2 separate regions of the Homo sapiens genome follow, and region 1 is linked to region 2. The links are chromatin loops, found by intact Hi-C in ENCODE. Cell type or tissue: IMR-90. All regions are shown on one strand. Each heading gives the region's core, and the rest is flanking DNA. Links, peaks and the distances in the headings are about the cores only.

Region 1 (8,285 bases), core at 1-8,000, 150 kb after region 2:
GTGCCGTATTAACCTCCCCTTCTCTACCACCTGGAGGACCTTCAGGTCCCGCAGCTGGAGCAGAAGAACTGTCCTCTGCTCCACACTGGAAAGGCAGGATGTGTACTTTTTACTCTTGTGAAGTCCAATTATGCATCTCAAGGGGAAAGTCTTCATTTACTGTATAAAGATCTGTAAGACCCAGGCTGCCAATCAGTTGATTTAGAGGAACCAAACCGAACCCGCCCTCTAGCCCTCAAAGCCAGTACACCGAAGAGGAAAACAGACATGACTCTGAGATGTTTACTGAAGAACCACCAGCAAGTGGGGAGGCACCTAAGTATCGAAGTGAAGAGCGGCACAGGAAACACAGCATTCAGCCGGCCTACACGTGGGACATCCCCGTGTCACTACTGACCTCAGGATATGGTCCAAAGAAAGACAAAAGCACGGGAAGCAAAACCAGCCCATTGAGAACGCCGAGGATGGTGAGGATCGCCAGCACAGCAAAGAAATACCTGGGAGATCAAGAGGAAACGGGAACACGCGCTGTGACAGGGTGGATCGCGCCACCCTCCGTGTGCCCGACACAGCAGCATGGCAACGCCAGAAATGAACAAAACCCACCCCACTGAAAAGGCTGTTATCCAACCGCAGTTCACATTCAACACAAGGTGAGTTTTTGCTTTTTGTTTCTTTACCTTATGACTTTGAGGACTACATTCCACAACCCAAAGTGTTAGTTCATGAAGGGAAGAAAAAAAAAATTAGTTTGTTAATTTGCTGAACTCTGATGGCATGTAATGTTATTTATGAATGTGTTACACAAACACAAAAATATGGAATGCGACCTGAATGGCTGGGCAGACTGAAAGCACAAACACAATGCCGAGGGGCCCCGCTCGTGAAAACCCAGCAGAAGCAAACAAATGAAGTGAAGGGTGTAGAATTTAAACAATTTAGCCCAGGAGGAAAAGCAGCCCACTTCTGCAGGCTGCTAATCCACTGTGAAATGCTTCTGCATCTTACGGCAGAATCTCTAATTAAGTCTCTAGCATATCAGGTAAGGCTTTCCCTGGCCTTTCATTAATCACAACTTTCTGCCTAGAATTCTGTGAGTTCCAGTTTTACCAAATAGCTCCAATTGCAACCTTTTTAGAACACAGGAACCAGCTTTCTGCAAAGAAAATGCTGCCCATTCTGTGGGAGCTGGGGCATTGTGCTGGGTGAGGGCACTCCACAATGGCGGGGCTGCTCTGCGGGCCAATCTTTTGTTGAACAATTTAGCATCTCTGAATACTCTTGTTTTGCGTCAGCCAATTCAAACATAAAGGCCGCAGCACCATGGCAGAGGAGGAGAGTGCAGAAGTAGTTCTGCTTTCCCACCATTGAGGGCTAAGGTCTGGAATCCTTCATGAATACCAAGGTAAACCTGTCAGCCAGGGACAGCCTCTGGCAGACACTCTGCATGGCTGGAGGGCACAGACTCCACGCAGGGATGCGTTTCTGGAACTAATGATTTCTAGGGCAACTCTGATGGAAGTGGGCTGGGGTAGGGGAGAGGCTCAGGATGTTCTGGGAAGGGGGGGGCAAGATATCTATCTGTTAATGGTCCTCTGGTTCATAAAATGGAACAGGCAACCAGTGCTGCCATGTCTATATATGTTTTGACATCAGATGAAAGGAGAGAGAATCCCCATAAAAATACAAATACCTCACAGCTATTGTAAACACTAGAAACTTCTGAACTACATTAGTAAAAACCAAGCAGCCAATGTCTTGGTCTAATGTAAACTGCTGGAACTTTCGGCTGGGGCATGTATCAGCAGCCACATTAAGACATTTGCATCCCATCCATCTAGCTGAAGCATAAACAGGCCAATTAGATTTCTGACGGCTTAGCATATACAGTGTCTGCTCATTTATTTGACCTTGGTGAGGCCTTTATCAGGTTAATCCATCCCATCCTAGAAAATGGGAAGCCCTTTTAAGTGCTTGAAAGAGGAACCCTGATATTTCTGGGCGGGAACAACCCCGGCTGAGAGGAGAGCGCTGGGATTCCAGCTGCCAGGTTTCCAGCTGGGGGCTCTAATTCAGGCTAAGTTTCCTCATTCAGCATCCCCCACAAGGCTGAGCGAGACCCTCCTGTAACTCATGAGACCCCAGCACACCTTGCATTTCCCCTGGTTTTGCCTGTGAACTTGTCTCTCCCCTAAAAGACCTTAGGCTACACAGAGGGATATGGGGGTCCCCATTATTTGCTGTTGTGCAAATGGCACTTATGGGGTGCTTGTTATATTTGTGTTAAACGAGAAAGTAAATATGCAAAAGAAACTCTACTTGACATTGAGCTTTTATATCATAATGATAACGTTAGTGCCTGAAAAAGTGTATACTAAGAACAAAGGAAAAGCTAAAATCAAACTAAGAACTAAAATAAAACACAGACCAAAACATTTAACTCAGTTGGGCAACTCTCTACTTGGTATTGGCAAACAGGAATTTAGGAACTGGCTTGCTGGCTTAGCAGTAGTTTGTGCTGAGAAGTCTAGCTCCATGGACATTGCAGGGAGGTAGCTGGAGATGCAGACCCAGCCCTCATCCCACCTCCCGCCCCCCGAAATCGGCCCTGCACTTAGACCCTCAGATGATTCCTCAGCACATCGGTGTGAGAAGCGCTGGTCTACAGCGATTCCACTTCACCATTCACTCTATGCAAAAACTACAATAAGCAAGCTTGGCACTCATTCTAAGAAGGCGGCCTCCATGATGCCAAATTGCCCAGTGGGCTATGCCACAGGCCAACCAATGGACTCATCTCTTTCCCGTAATAAAACTTTGGCTAAAACTTCTAGTTGAAACCCTCTTCTTTTTACTTGAAGATAAGAAGCGTATCTCTCTCTCTGACACACACACACACACACACACACACACAACCTCTCAGTACTGAAGCGTGCCAAACAAACCAATCATTTCTCACATCTGGTTCTGCCCTGTCATGGTTCTAATCCTGGACTATCTTTTACTTATTGGTGATTCTGGCCTTAGAGCTCCATAAAGTAGCAGAGTTCTATCCAAGAGCAGGTCCCTCACAAAGCCATGGAGGCTGCTCAAAGAAGCAAGTGGTTTCCTCCTCTGCAGTTCTCAAATTCTTTTCAAAAGGAAAACTCACTGTTCTTTTATATTTCACAAAGTCATATTCTTAATTAAATCAACTGGAAACGACTTGCCTTGAGATCCAAACTAGGCTTAGATTCCCAAGAGTTGACACCAAAGTCCAATGCTAAATGCTTCCTAATTGTGGGGACTCGAATATGAAATCTGAGCACGTCATTTTCACTTCTTAAAAGAATAAAGTCAGGTGACAATTTTAGGTATTTTTAAGTTTTCCTTTCTACAGTTTGAAGGAGAGGGAGCGTAGGTCAAATGTGGCATTTCTTTCTGCAGTGTTTCTAACCCGAGACAATAATGGGCCACCTATTGGGTGATCCTTTGGCTTCAAGCTGCAGAGTTGTCTTTGCTGCCAGCCCCAAATCCTTTACCTTCTGTTTTCAAGATACTCCCCAAGACAGCTCTAGAAGAGAGCTTGTCTTTATACCTCCGAATATCTCTACGTTAACAAGTTCAAAAGAAAGCAGAGTCACGATGACGAGGTGCTGCAATCTACCAGATACAGAAGGAAATAAGCAACGAAGATCACCTGAGCTAATAACAATATTTTTTTTTTTGAGACAGAATCTCGCTCTGTCACCCAGGCTGGAGTGTAGTGGCGCAATCTCAGCTCACTGCAACCTCCGCCTCCCGGGTTCGAGCAATTCTCTGCCTCAGCCTCCCAAGTAGCTGGGATTACAGGCACCCACCACCACGCCCGGCTAATTTTTGTATTTTGAGTGGAGATGAGTTTCACCATCTTGGCCAGGCTGGTCTTGAACTCCTTGACCTTCTGATCCACCCGCCTCGGCCTCCTAAAGTGCTGGGATTACAGGCGTGAGCCACTGCACCCGGCCCAATCACAATGATTTCTAAAACATGTCTCCTTGCACACGCCTGCTTACCTGACAATGAAGTCGAACTCAGATCCCGCCAGCATCAGCACTCCCAGCAGAGTGGACACGGCGCCATCCAGGACGGGTGCAAACATGTGCTCCAGGGCAAGCACAGCCCTGCGGTTCTTGTCGCCGATGGCCGTCAGAAAGGCCTGTGCAATGAGGATGTTCACAAGATCAGGTTGCTGGACTTCACCTGGTAAATGCTCAGCTCTGTCCTAAATGTTACAAGCTCTCAGAACTGCTCACATCTTACTGTTTTAGTTGCTAGAATGTGTAATCAGAGTAGCTCAACTAGCAGCACCTAGACTTAAACTAAGATGACCTCTTCATGACACTGGGTCATATTTGGTGTTGACGTAAATCTTGAACACAGTAAAATCAAAACTATATAAAAATGGACAGAAATGTCCCCTTCTTTTCACTGATACTCACCCCGAAGTTTCCCCCCTCCTTAAATGATCTCACACCACTCACACGTGAGACCTCCAATTCCCACAGCACAGGATTCTGGCTAATGCATTGGATGGCTAAGAGCTTAGCTCAGTGTCCCAAGCAATTGGGTGCTACACACACTTCCTCACGATTATGCAGAGGTGAGACCTTCTGTCACTGTTTCAGGCTATGTTTGTAGTACATCTAAGCACTATGAGTGTATTGCAAGAAATACACAGGACCGTACATTTGAATCAAGCCCTTCTGAACATTGTGTGGACACATCCCTGTCTCTCCTGCAGTCCTAAAGCTCTCCTAGGCCAGAAATGCTGTTGATAACTAAACGGGAACTTTGCAGAGTAAATTCTGGAAGATCAGACTGTTGGCCTGAACGTGTGACCCCTGCAGGGAGTGTTGAACCTGGCACAAGTTCTCTCTCTGAAGTTCAGGCTGCTCTGGATTATGCCGAGAGGAGAGGGCTGGGTGTCTTTGGCAGGATGCGTTTCTATCCCTTACCTACCTGCAGAAGGACTGAGACGGTCGTTCTCCTTAACAGATGAAAAAATACAAATATACAAAGGTGTGCTAAGAGTTTTCATACTTTTCTCTCAAACAGGTTCTACTCTTTCAGAGTTGGTAAAGACATTAGGGTCAATATAGCTGCCTTCTGCTCTTGGGGCAAGGCACCAAAGGGGTTTTTCAGCCATGCTGGCTTGCATCATATTTGGGCCATGAGGCCATAAGGGCCTAGTTGTGACTACCCTGTCACACACTGTTTCTATGTTACTGAGACAGCAAATGAACGGGAACCCACTGATTTCCTAAAGACATTCATGAAAGAAGACTCTTCTTCACAGCCTTATTCTACCATTTTACAAACCTTGAAAGAGCAATAACTGCCAACTCTAAATGCAATTTCACATAGAGGATCAGAATACTGAAAATGACTTGGACTAGAAGTCCTAGAGTTTAGAGACTGCAGTTAGCATTTCCATGGTAAAAATCTGCTCTGGGATACCCATTTGCCCTGCTAGCTTCCAAAAAAGGTGGTTTCCATTTGCATCAGAATAAAATAACTTATGGATTCTTAACTCACATGCAAATTTATCTCCCTTTTGAAGAACTGTATTGGAATTATGGGTTTTCTAAACTCTAGGCTGGCACTCTTCTTTTTAAAAAAATAGTCCCTCCTCCCAGCTCAAAGGAAGAAAATAATTTGAGCAGGCTCAAAATTTAGAGAATACTGTTGCCATATTATTGGCTTTTTATGATACACTGTAAAAAAAATGGGATAACTTCAACAAAGCATTCCTTCCAAAACACAAAAGTTTACAATCTCTCAATTGTATCACAGTAGCCCTGGAAAGACTGCAGAAGGCACAAGGCTGCAGCCTATGTGGAGACATGCATGTGCCATGTGCTGAGCCCAAAGGAAACCTGTGCTAGAGATTGCAAAAGCAATGGCGGAAGTGATTTGGTCAAGCCCAGTGCTGGCTTCCTAGCTAGGGTATTTCGCACGTCGATATTTAACAGGTGAACGCATTTACTTATTGAATGCCTACTGATAACCCCAAGTTCTTAGGCTCTAATCTGCAGACAGAACATAATTTACACAGTTGTGATGTTTTGGATAATTCTTTGATAAATGTATACAACAGATTTATCTCTTGGACTAAAGATTCCTTCTGAAGTTTAATTACCTCCAACAAAGCATTCACAGGGCAAGATAGAGAAAAAGAGAGGGAAAAAAATGTCTGTTGAAAGCAACACTGGTTCTCTTACTTTCTGCTATCATGAATGTAGAGGCTGGGAGGTCTGAGGAACTGGGTGGGCTTAGGTAGAAGAGCCAGTTCCCCGGGGCTGAACAATGGAGCCTCCACTCCTAAGCCCGAGGGTACTTCCTTGGCTGCCAGCTCACCTCATCCTCAGTGATGCCATCCCCAAGCCTGTGAGTGTGGTCTCATTTTATCCCCACTGTTCCTGTTGTTTTTAAAACTCTGTGTATGCCCACCCACACACTCACCACATAATCCGCCTTATGAACAAACGTCACAACGTCAGGAATCGTGGGGGTATAATGACAGTCAAAGTCAGGTGAGCACGGCCCTTCAAGGCCCACTCCAACACACCAACCCTGCACTGCCTACGGCTGACAGGGCCCGCTGCCATGTACCTTCCATACCCCTCTCCTTAGCCTCCCTTGAGGGAAAGGAATCCAGAAATCTTGCAGGCTCTCCTAGGGGGCCCCTGTGCCCTGAGGCCTTTTCACTGCCACGCACAGGGAGAATGCAAGGTTCCCACTTGGAGACAAACAGAGCCAGAGGAAATGGGTTGTTTTTTCACAAAGTTTTTGCTTCAAATGTCTCCCATACCAAAGCAACGTGAACGGTGAACTCCACTCCTATGCCAACAGAAGCGATCAGGATGACCACGGGCACGGCACTGAGCTTGATTCCGATGAGGCCCATCATGCCGAACAGCTCGACCGTCATCAGCGCCAGGACCATCACCTGGAGCAGGGCACACAGTGGTCAGTGGGCGGGCAGGTCACCCTCTGGGGCTGCCCACAAGGGAGGTCGCCAGAGGGCTAAGGTGTCCTCGGTTCAGATCAAAACAATGAATGGACTGACTTGCTTTAACTCTGGACACTGCCTTTACTGCCTAATTCATCTTCCCGCTGGGAAGGGAGACTGTGGGACAGCTGATGTGTAAAGCTGTAGAAGGCAAAGTAGAGTGTTCTAATGCAAATTATTTTCCAATGTACCTTCTCCAGAAAGCAAAAAACATACAGAACAACTCCACCAGCGCAATCCACGAGGAATTGCACAAGCATGGCCGCATCACTTAGCTGCGAATTTCACAGTTTACAACAAGACCCATCTCTCCTCCTGCTTGGGTCTCAGCCGCCAGAGACCATCCGTGAACCCATCATTAAGTTTTTGGTTGCCTCACTCTCCATTCTAAAGAAAGCTGATAGGACGGGGTGAATAAAAGATTTGCAGGTCAAAGTAGTTTTGCTTTTGTGAGTGAACCTGCAGGCTAAGCAAAGATGATGTGGGGGCCAGGTAAGCGGGGAGGTCGTCATCAGCTGACGCTGTCAGGTTACAGGAGCCCTGCACTTTGAAGAGCTGGGGACAGCTGGGGTGGACTGAGCCAACTGTTAAAATCCAAGGAAAAGCTTCTTGCCTTTCATCTTCCTTGTAAAAATTTGTGGGGAAATGGAAATAAAATCTGTGAGTTAGATTTGGAGTTTCTTGGTCCAAAGCGGAGAAGATACAAATAAACAACAAGTTACCAGATGGAAGAGAAGGAGAAAAATGATCTTTCTTCTCTGGGGGTGGGTGGTGGGCAGAGGTGGAGGGAGGGGAAGGAATGATGAAAGATGGACAACATCAATTGCTAAGTGCCATGAAAACTCTCACAGACTAAACATTTACCTTTTAATGTACCTGCTGCACAGACTCACGGTGCAGACACAAAATCTGGCCTTTGTTTTTATAATTTTGGCATTTTAAAGGCTATACCATAGTTCACAGAATTTAAACATTGCCACGGTTTTATTAGACTCTACATGAAACTTACATCAAAATCTGAGAGTATTTTGGAGAAGGGATGCCAAAAAACAGGTTCGTAATATTAGTTTATCATTTTCCCCCAGGACTTAAAACACACAAAATCATTTTCTCCATATATCACTCTCCTAACTTCTCTGATTGTCCCTTCATGTTAAATGCAGAAGAACCTGCTATGTCGTTATTAGGCCTGGATGAGGTCACAAAATGACACTTTTCAATTAAAGAAAAAATGAGCTAGGCTTTGAGTGTT
Region 2 (8,378 bases), core at 225-8,224:
GCAGTGACTAGAAATAATTCATCTCCCACACATTCTGCTTTAGGAAGATACTAGAACATCTGCTTCACATCAAGAGGAGGGAGAAAACAAAGAAAGAAAATAAAGTAAACAGAAGACCCAATATCAAGAAAGGAGAGAAGGATGAATGACAGTGAAGGAAAATTCCAGGGCGACTGCAAAAAAGTTTTCAAACAGGAAAGGGAGGGGTTCTTTGTACCTGCCCAGATTTTCTTCTCAAAATATAACATTTTTAAAAACACCAAAAGAATTCAAAGAAACCTCCACAACCTCTTTAATTTTTTTTAAAAAAAAGGGGGCCAGGAGTGTTGGCTCACACCTGTGATCCCAGCACTTTGGGAGGCTGAGGGAGGAGATCATTTGAGCCCAGGAGTTCAAGACCAGCTTGGGCAACATGGGGAAACCCTGTCTCTACTAAAAACGAAAAAAAAAAAATAGGTGGGCGTGGTGGCGAGCGCCTGTAATCCCAGCTACTTTGGAGGCTGAGACACAAGAATCCCTTGAACCTGGGAGGCGGAGGTTGCAGTGAGCCAAGATCGTGCCACTGTACTGCAGCCTGGGCAACAGAGCAAGACTCTATCTCAAAAAAAAAAAAAAAAAAAAAAAAAAGGGAAAACAGAAGAAATAAGGCAGAGGTGAAGGCAATAGATGCAGTCTGTTGTGTCCTTTATGCTGATGGAAATAGCCAAAGTTCCTCTGAAAAAGGTATCACCATATCAACTATGTGCTTCCACAGTTACCAACTTCAGATTACAATATGGTACTTGACAATGCTTGGCTTCAATTCTCCTTATTAGAAAATTAACAGAATTTCAAAAGCAAGTTTAAACAAGAGAAATTCAACTGTTTTCTTTTGATAAATGCTGCCTCTCTAATAGAGCACTGAGGATCGCTTACAAACAGTCACTTAATTGCTCTATTATCCAATTTAGAGGTTTCCCCAAAAGTCCAACAAAAAAAAATTCAGTAAAGGCAAATGGAATTTAATGCAATTACCAATAAACAAGCAAAGAAAACAAAATCACCCCACACATACAGCCATGCACAAAGAATTAGGCCAAAGCCCAGTTATTCAGCACTTCCAGTGGACCCCTGCATGCTCTTAAATTTGGCAAACATCATAGAAGACTTAATTGGAAATCAGAGCACAGAAAGAAACTTTAGAAATGACTATATGGCCAAAATGATACCTCACCAGATGTCCCACTAAGTGGAAACTAAGAAGAAAAAAACAGATTAAGACTGGTACAGGTTTTGAATGCTTGTCCTACCTTGTCTAGATGAAAGACAGGACCACAAAAAAATGTGCTTCAAATCACTTTAGAATAAAATTCCTTCCCTAAATGCAGCATTCTAAAATGTCACACTAATACAATCCTTAAACAGCAACTATTTTTAGCATCCTTTTATTTTTTAATTGAACAATGCAACTGAGTTCCATTAACAGTTAATTCTTCCCAACTTTAATTCTAACAAACTCATTTAAGTTAAATGACCATCAAGAATAAAAGACTTATACTGTATTTTTGCATTCCTACAATTCAAAGGCAACAGGATCAAATGTTTTCAGGCTGTGAAAAGACACGCCATACTTCAGGTTAAAAGTATATTTTATTCCAAAATTAGGAGTGAAAATAAAGCTTGAAAAGAAATGACTTCTCAGCCTTGAATTTGGTGGCATTAATATTAATGACAATCCCACTCATCTCAAAGGCATTTCCTAGAGTGTTTATGTTATGAAAACTGGGTCTGGAATGTCATCTTCAGTAAATTTGAAATTGTTTAACCTGAGGTTTTGCTAGATTTGTAACAGCTGCACTGATGTTTACAACTGTAATAAGGTCTTTACAGCATGGCACTCCTTTACACATTTTTTAGATCTGGTTGGTACAAACATGTTGTACTGATCAACAAAAATGAGTTTGGTATCTCTCTATACCTACAAGTTTAGTCAGAATAAAGTTTTGTTTTGGATTAACATTGTACAATAAATGCATCAAGGACCTTCAGAAGTTTTATGGTATTGGTTACAGAAGAACAGGACAAAAACTTCCATTCATATACAAACATTTGGAAAATGACTCAGTTTGTGTTTGTGAAATTTGAATTTTGTTTGGGGAAAAGACATGCGTATCAAATACACTGTGGATCTAATTTGTTTGCTGGCATTCATTGAGGGTTTCAGGGCACATTACCAAGCAGAAACTGGTTGGGCAGTATTCAAAGATTACATTTCTCCTAATGCCCCTATTTACACAGTAGAAAGATGCAACCGAAAGCCTGCGAAAGACTTGCTTAACAATGCTTCCATAGGAAGCTTCAGCCCCCCTTGGACATCGAACTACTGGTGCAACAAAAAGAGCACCAGACAGGAGTTAGTTTCCCTGGGTAACAGCCAACAACCCTGCCATTAAACTCAGTTTCCTTCTCTCTAAACATTTCAAAGAGAAGTTATTATTTAAGGCAAATGTTTTCTGCTAAAATCAGTTGGGTTTGGGTAACCAGAAATACCCGGCTCTTTTGATTATTGAAAAGGTTATCATCTCATAACAATTAAGACACATTTAAAAGCTGTACACACACAATCAACCCAAGAAGTTCATCAGTAGCTATCCTCCTTTGGGCAATCTCTTGGGAATTCCTTAATTATGAGCCAAAGTAATTTTTTTGAAAAGTCTCCATTCTATTTTTCTTTTCTAATTTTTATTTATTTATTTAGTTTTTAGACACAGGGTTTCGCTCTGTCACCCAGGCTGGAGTGCAGTGGTATGATCATAGCTCACTGCACCCTCAACCTCCCAGGCTCAAGCGATCCTCCCACTTCAGCCTACAGTTGCATGTCACACTGTATGGGTCTACAGTTGCATGTCACCACGCCTGGATAATTTTTGTATTTTTTGTAGAGACAAGGTTTCGCCATGTTGCCCAGGCTCGTCCTGAACTTACGGGCTCAAGTGATCTGCCCACCTCTGCCTCCCAAAGTGCTGGGATTACAGGTGCTCAGCCCTGTTTTTCTTTTTTTAAAATGCCTATCTTACCTTAGCACATATGGTTATTGTGAGAATCCCATATAATCTATATGGAAATAATTTGGAAAGTACAAAGCACTTTTAATAGGGCTATTGCCCAAAGTAATGTTAGAAATAAATTAAGAAATCAAAAGAAGTAGTTAACAAAAAAAAACCATGCTTATAAAACCAACGTATTTGTATAAAATCAACAGAACAAAAAGCTCTGATTTATAAAGGGTATACAGTATCTTACTGCTCAAGAATAATAATAACCTTTTCTACAGATATGAAACTTAGAAGTCACCAGAGAACCCTGATTAATGCAGTAATTTCTCCAATAAGTATGACAAATTTGTTCTGATCTGTCCATTTTTTTCTAAGTGTTAGTTTAACAACTGAATGCATTTCAGAATTATTCAAAACTTAAATTACTTTAGACAAAGGTCATAAATTCAAAGTCCACAACAGATAAGTTAAATGAGTAAAGCAATTAGACAGGCTTGTGGTGAAAAACAGCAACTGTCCAAAGAAGATAGCCAGTAGGTATAGCTCAGTGGTAGAGCATTTGACTGCAAAGAAGACAGCCAGGATTTCACTCCTGCCAGTTGCTGCTGGAAGGGAACTCAGACTTGCTGTTGCCCAACTGCCTGTCTTAGTCTGTTTTGTGCTGCTATACCAGAATATGTGAGACTCAGTAGTTTACAAATAACAGAAATTTATCAGCTCCCAGTTCTGGAGGCTGGGAAGTCTAAGATTGAGGGGTCACATCGCAATGGAAGGCATCACACAGCGACAGAGCACAAGAGGGCCAAACTCGCTTTTATAACAAACCACTCCATGATAATATCAATCCATTCATGTACATCAGTAATACCTTAGAAACAATGTTTTTAAAATAACATGTAGTCATTTAGTCATAGCCACTTTGGCCACAAAACAATGTAACCAAAGGTGGTTCTGATCAAGTACCACAATATTTTCAAATACTTGTCCTATTCTCACCATTTTGCCTCAAAAACATACTTTTTTAAAAACTTATTTTTAAATTAAACATCTTAGGCTTAATTTTTTTTTCTTTTTTTTTTGAGATAGGGTCTTGCTCTGTCACCCAGGCTGGAGTGCAGTGGTGCAATCACAGATCACCGCTTTTTGTTTGTTTGTTTGTGCAATGGCCCAATCTCAGCTCACTGCAACCTCCCGAGTTCAAGCGATTCTTGTACTTCCACCTCCCAAGTAGCTGGGATTACAGGCACATGTCACCACACCCGGCTAGTTTTTTTTGTATTTTTATTAGAGACAGGTTTCACCCTGTTGGCCAGGCTGGAGTCGAACTCCTGACCTCAAGTGATCCACCCGCCTTGGCCTCCCAAAGTGCTGGGATTACAGGCAGGAGCTACCTTGCCCAGCCGACCTGCATCCTTGACCACCAGGACTCAAGTGATCCACCCGCCTCGGCCTCCCAAAGTGCTGCGATTACAGGCATGAGCCACCACGCCCGGCCTAGACTTAAATTATTTTAAAACCAAAAAGACAGTACAATTTTAGGCAAACATTAGATGGGTACAGCACACACGTGTAGAACTAAATGAAGATACCTGAAACTTTGATAGAATGAAACAAATTTCTAGCTTTTAATACCTTCAAAGGAATGTCACTACCAAAATTCAAGATATTTTTAAGGGCAGGCACAGTGTCTGCCTCATGCCTGTAGTCCCAGCTACTCAGGAGGCTCAGGTGGGAGGATCACTTGAGTCCAGGAGGGCAAGACTGCAACGAGTTATGATTGCACTACTGCACTCCAGCCTGGGGGACCGAGTGAGATGCATCTCGAAAAAAGAAAAAGATATTTGTATTGCACTTTTCTTGCTTACAACTACTCAATTTTAAGAAAAAATCAGTCATATTATACCATTTCATATAAAAATATTTCTGTTACTCCTAAAACTGGCTGCATAGTTTCAAAAAGTCACCACTTATCAAAATACTTATCATCAAGCAAAAGTTTCACTAGCTTTGCCAACTTTTTTAGTGTAATGACTAAAAATTCTAATGGTACTAGTCAGTATCAGAAACACAAGATACTCTTCTGGGTGCCAAATACTGCAGAAAATACTACTTCATAAATAAAATGCATGCTGTTATACCAATAATAAACGGTTACTCACTCTTACGGCCTATGATTGGAAATTCCTAGCTAACGGCTTCAAGCAAAAGCAGCAATTCGATATTATTTGTATAAATGTATATTTTATATAGTGTTTTATTATAATCTTTAATATGTAGGGGTAGATAGGCTAAGTAATCGTTACAATCCATGTTGGACAAGGTCATGTTTGGGTACACCAAATTCAGAAAGCTAGGGCTAAATATAACTGATTCCTTCAGACAAGTGTCTTACTAATCAATTACAATGTATAATCTGCATACATTGTAAATCACCAAATACACACTAAGAATTACAAAATTATACTATATCACCTAGGATGCCTTTGGTTTCCAGTAATTGAAAACCCAACTCTATTCATCAAGATAGGCTAAGTTATGATGTAGTAACTTTTTTCTGATACTATATGTCCAACATGTTATGTGGGACACACATGTTTGTGGGGTGGGGGTGTTGTTCTGCTCCACAGTCACTCATGGATCCAGCATGACAGGTGCTCAGACATCTCAACACCTAGCCTCCAGAATCACCATTGCAAAAAGAAGAGATAGCTAGGTCAGGAATCTGCTACTAAATGCTTCTACCTGGAAATAACCTGCTTAAAATCTATTGGCTAGAACAATCACAATGTCCTACCTAGCTGCAAGTGAACTGGGAAATGTGAGGGAAGATCTAAATATTTAGTAAGCATTAAATGCCCCTGCTGCACCAAGCAAAACCAGCTAAAACAATAATGGGAGGCCAGGCATGGTGGCTCACACCTCTCATCACAGCACTTTGGGAGACCCAGGCAGGAGGACAGCTTGAGGCTGGGAGTTCAAGACCAGCCTAGGTAACATAGCATGACTCTGTCTCTACAAAAATAATGATAATTAATTAGCCAGACATTGTGGTGCATACCTGTAGTCCTAGTTACTCAGGTGGCTGAGGTGGCATGATTCCTGGAGCCCAGGAGTTTGAGGCTGCAGTGAGCTATGTTCGTGCCACTGCACTCCTGGTTGACAGGGCAAGACCCTGTTTCAAAAGAGAAAAAAAAAAAAGGAGGGGGGGAATTCGTTGGTTCAAGAAACTGGCAAGTCCAGAAACAGGGCAGACTTCACAGTTGATCTGTCTCTCCATCCTGCTTCCCTCATGATAGCAAAACAGCTTTAGCCATTACAGAAGTCACATCACATCCATACCACCCAAAAATAGAGTACATACTTCTGTTCCAGCATCCCAAGTAAGAGACAGACCTCAGATGTATTCAGACTGGACTTGCTTGAGCTTATGCCCATCCTTAACCAATGACTGTGACGAATCAATAAAACACACTCCTTAAACCAATAAAAGTCCACCCCCAGGAGCTAGAGGTAGTATCAGTGTTCCCCAGAGCCCATAGAATAGTGACTACTAAAAGAAAATCTAGGGTCTGTTATGACAGAGAAGGGAGGAAAGGATGTTGGCACTCAACAAACATCAATGCAGTTATATAATAAAAAAGAATATACCCTGAAGAAGTTGGCTAAGAGTTGTGGAAACAAGCATATACACATAAGGCAATAATATGAACTGCAGTGCACAAAGACAGAGGAAAAGTCATTATGCATAACCACAAATGGTCATCAATAAATCAGGCGTTGGCCAGGAGCGGTGGCTCACGCCTGTAATCCCAGCACTTTGGGAGGCCAAGGCAGGCGGATCACGAGGTCAGGAGATCAAGACCATCCTGGCTAACACGGTGAAACTCCGCCTCTAACAAAAATACAAAAAATTAGCTGGGCGTGGTGGTGGGCTCCTGTAGTCCCAGCTACTCAGGAGGAGAATGGTGTGAACCCGGGAGGCAGAGCTTGCAATGAGCCGAGATCGCGCCACTGCACTCCAGCCCGGGAGACAGAGTGAGATTCCGTCTCAAAAAAAAAAAAAAAAAAAAAATCAGGAGTTAATAAGGAAATCTATTGAGTACAGCACTTGAATGTACAAGCATAATTACAAAAATAGGATTAGGCTAAGTACAATGCCTTATAATGTTATAGCTTTAAGTAAACAGTAACAACCAACAAAAACAAAATGACAACAAAAAGGAACCAGCCATAGGAGGGTGTTGGAAGTCACTAAGGTAAATGGCACCTCCAAAATCTTATAAAAGAAGCAAAAGTGTCTGGCAATTCCATACCTTTGAACTGAACCAGGTAAAGAAGGAATCACAGACATAAAGTCATAGCCTTTTATTTATTTATTTTTTTCCCTGGAGATAGGGTCTCACAATTTTGCCCAGGAGACTTGAACTCACAATCTTCCAGCCTCAGCCTCTCAAATAGTTGGGACTACAGGTGCACAGCACTGCACCCAGCCAAATTCATATTGTTTAAATAGTCTCCTCTGAATCTGTGTGTGTGTGTGTGTGTGTGTGTGTGTGTGTGTGAAAAACCGCAGCCTCAAACTGTCTTATGGGTAGTCACCAGAGTAACAGATCTCAGATTCCACTAAAATAGCTAAATGTATATAAAATGTTTATATCACACATAAATGTTTCTGAATTACAAAAGCATCATTGGGGCTCTAGAGGAAAATGAAAACACAAGTCCCAGAAATCTGAAAAATGAAAAACAGGGGTGAAAGATAATGAGAAGTACAGTCACATCTAAAGTCAGGTCATCTGGGAACCCTGCCCACTGGATGCCATAAGGTCGACCACAGTTCTAATCCTGTCCTCTTCTCCTCCCCTCCTAATCTCTGACCCCACTTTCCATGATAATCTATACTGTTTCTAATTTGCAAAGGCATGGAAAGGCAGTTTCATCACTTCATAAAAGCCTACATACTCTCACACAAACGTGTCTTTCGTCATGTGGAAGTGGGAGAAACCTTAGGATTAACTTTCACAATTCAAGAAAATGAACAGACTAAATACTCTCACCACTCATGATTTCTTGAGGAAGTTCAGAGCAAAGGTGATAAATCAGTCTGGGTCCAGTCAGTAAAAAGAAACCACATAATAATTTGAATAAGGAAAGTCAACTATAAATAATTACTGTTGTTGTTGTCATTTTCTTTTTTAGAGAGAGGGTCTCACTCTGTTGCCCAGGCTGGAATGCAATGGTATAATCATGGCTCCAAGCAGCCTCAACCTCCTGGGCTCAACGATCCTCCCACATCAGCCTCCGTAGTAGGTGGGACACACACCACTCCCAGATAATTTCGTG

What was found. Hi-C counts contacts between places; a loop is a spot of excess contacts. Peaks named below come from ENCODE experiments on the same cell type or tissue, not always from the same donor. Only the 100,000 strongest peaks of a DNase experiment are listed, where the experiment ranks them.
Region 1: it touches region 2 in a loop (2.6-fold over the local background); 4 of 110 quality-filtered maps call a loop at or near these places.

The regions. Positions count from the first base shown.
Region 1 is chr9:95,449,444-95,457,728 of GRCh38, forward strand. It overlaps PTCH1 (patched 1), which reads right to left. Exons shown (of 24, transcript NM_000264.5): 19 at 6,833-6,970; 20 at 4,035-4,177; 21 at 398-497. Among named protein-coding and RNA genes, the nearest start is that of PTCH1, 56 kb to the right of the region's middle. In IMR-90, for the core only: no CTCF peak of the experiment used is centred there; no DNase peak of the experiment used is centred there; H3K27ac peaks cover 189 bases.
Region 2 is chr9:95,304,149-95,312,526 of GRCh38, forward strand. The region is part of intron 1 of FANCC (FA complementation group C); the gene reads right to left. Among named protein-coding and RNA genes, the nearest start is that of FANCC, 9.4 kb to the right of the region's middle. In IMR-90, for the core only: no CTCF peak of the experiment used is centred there; no DNase peak of the experiment used is centred there; H3K27ac peaks cover 1,101 bases.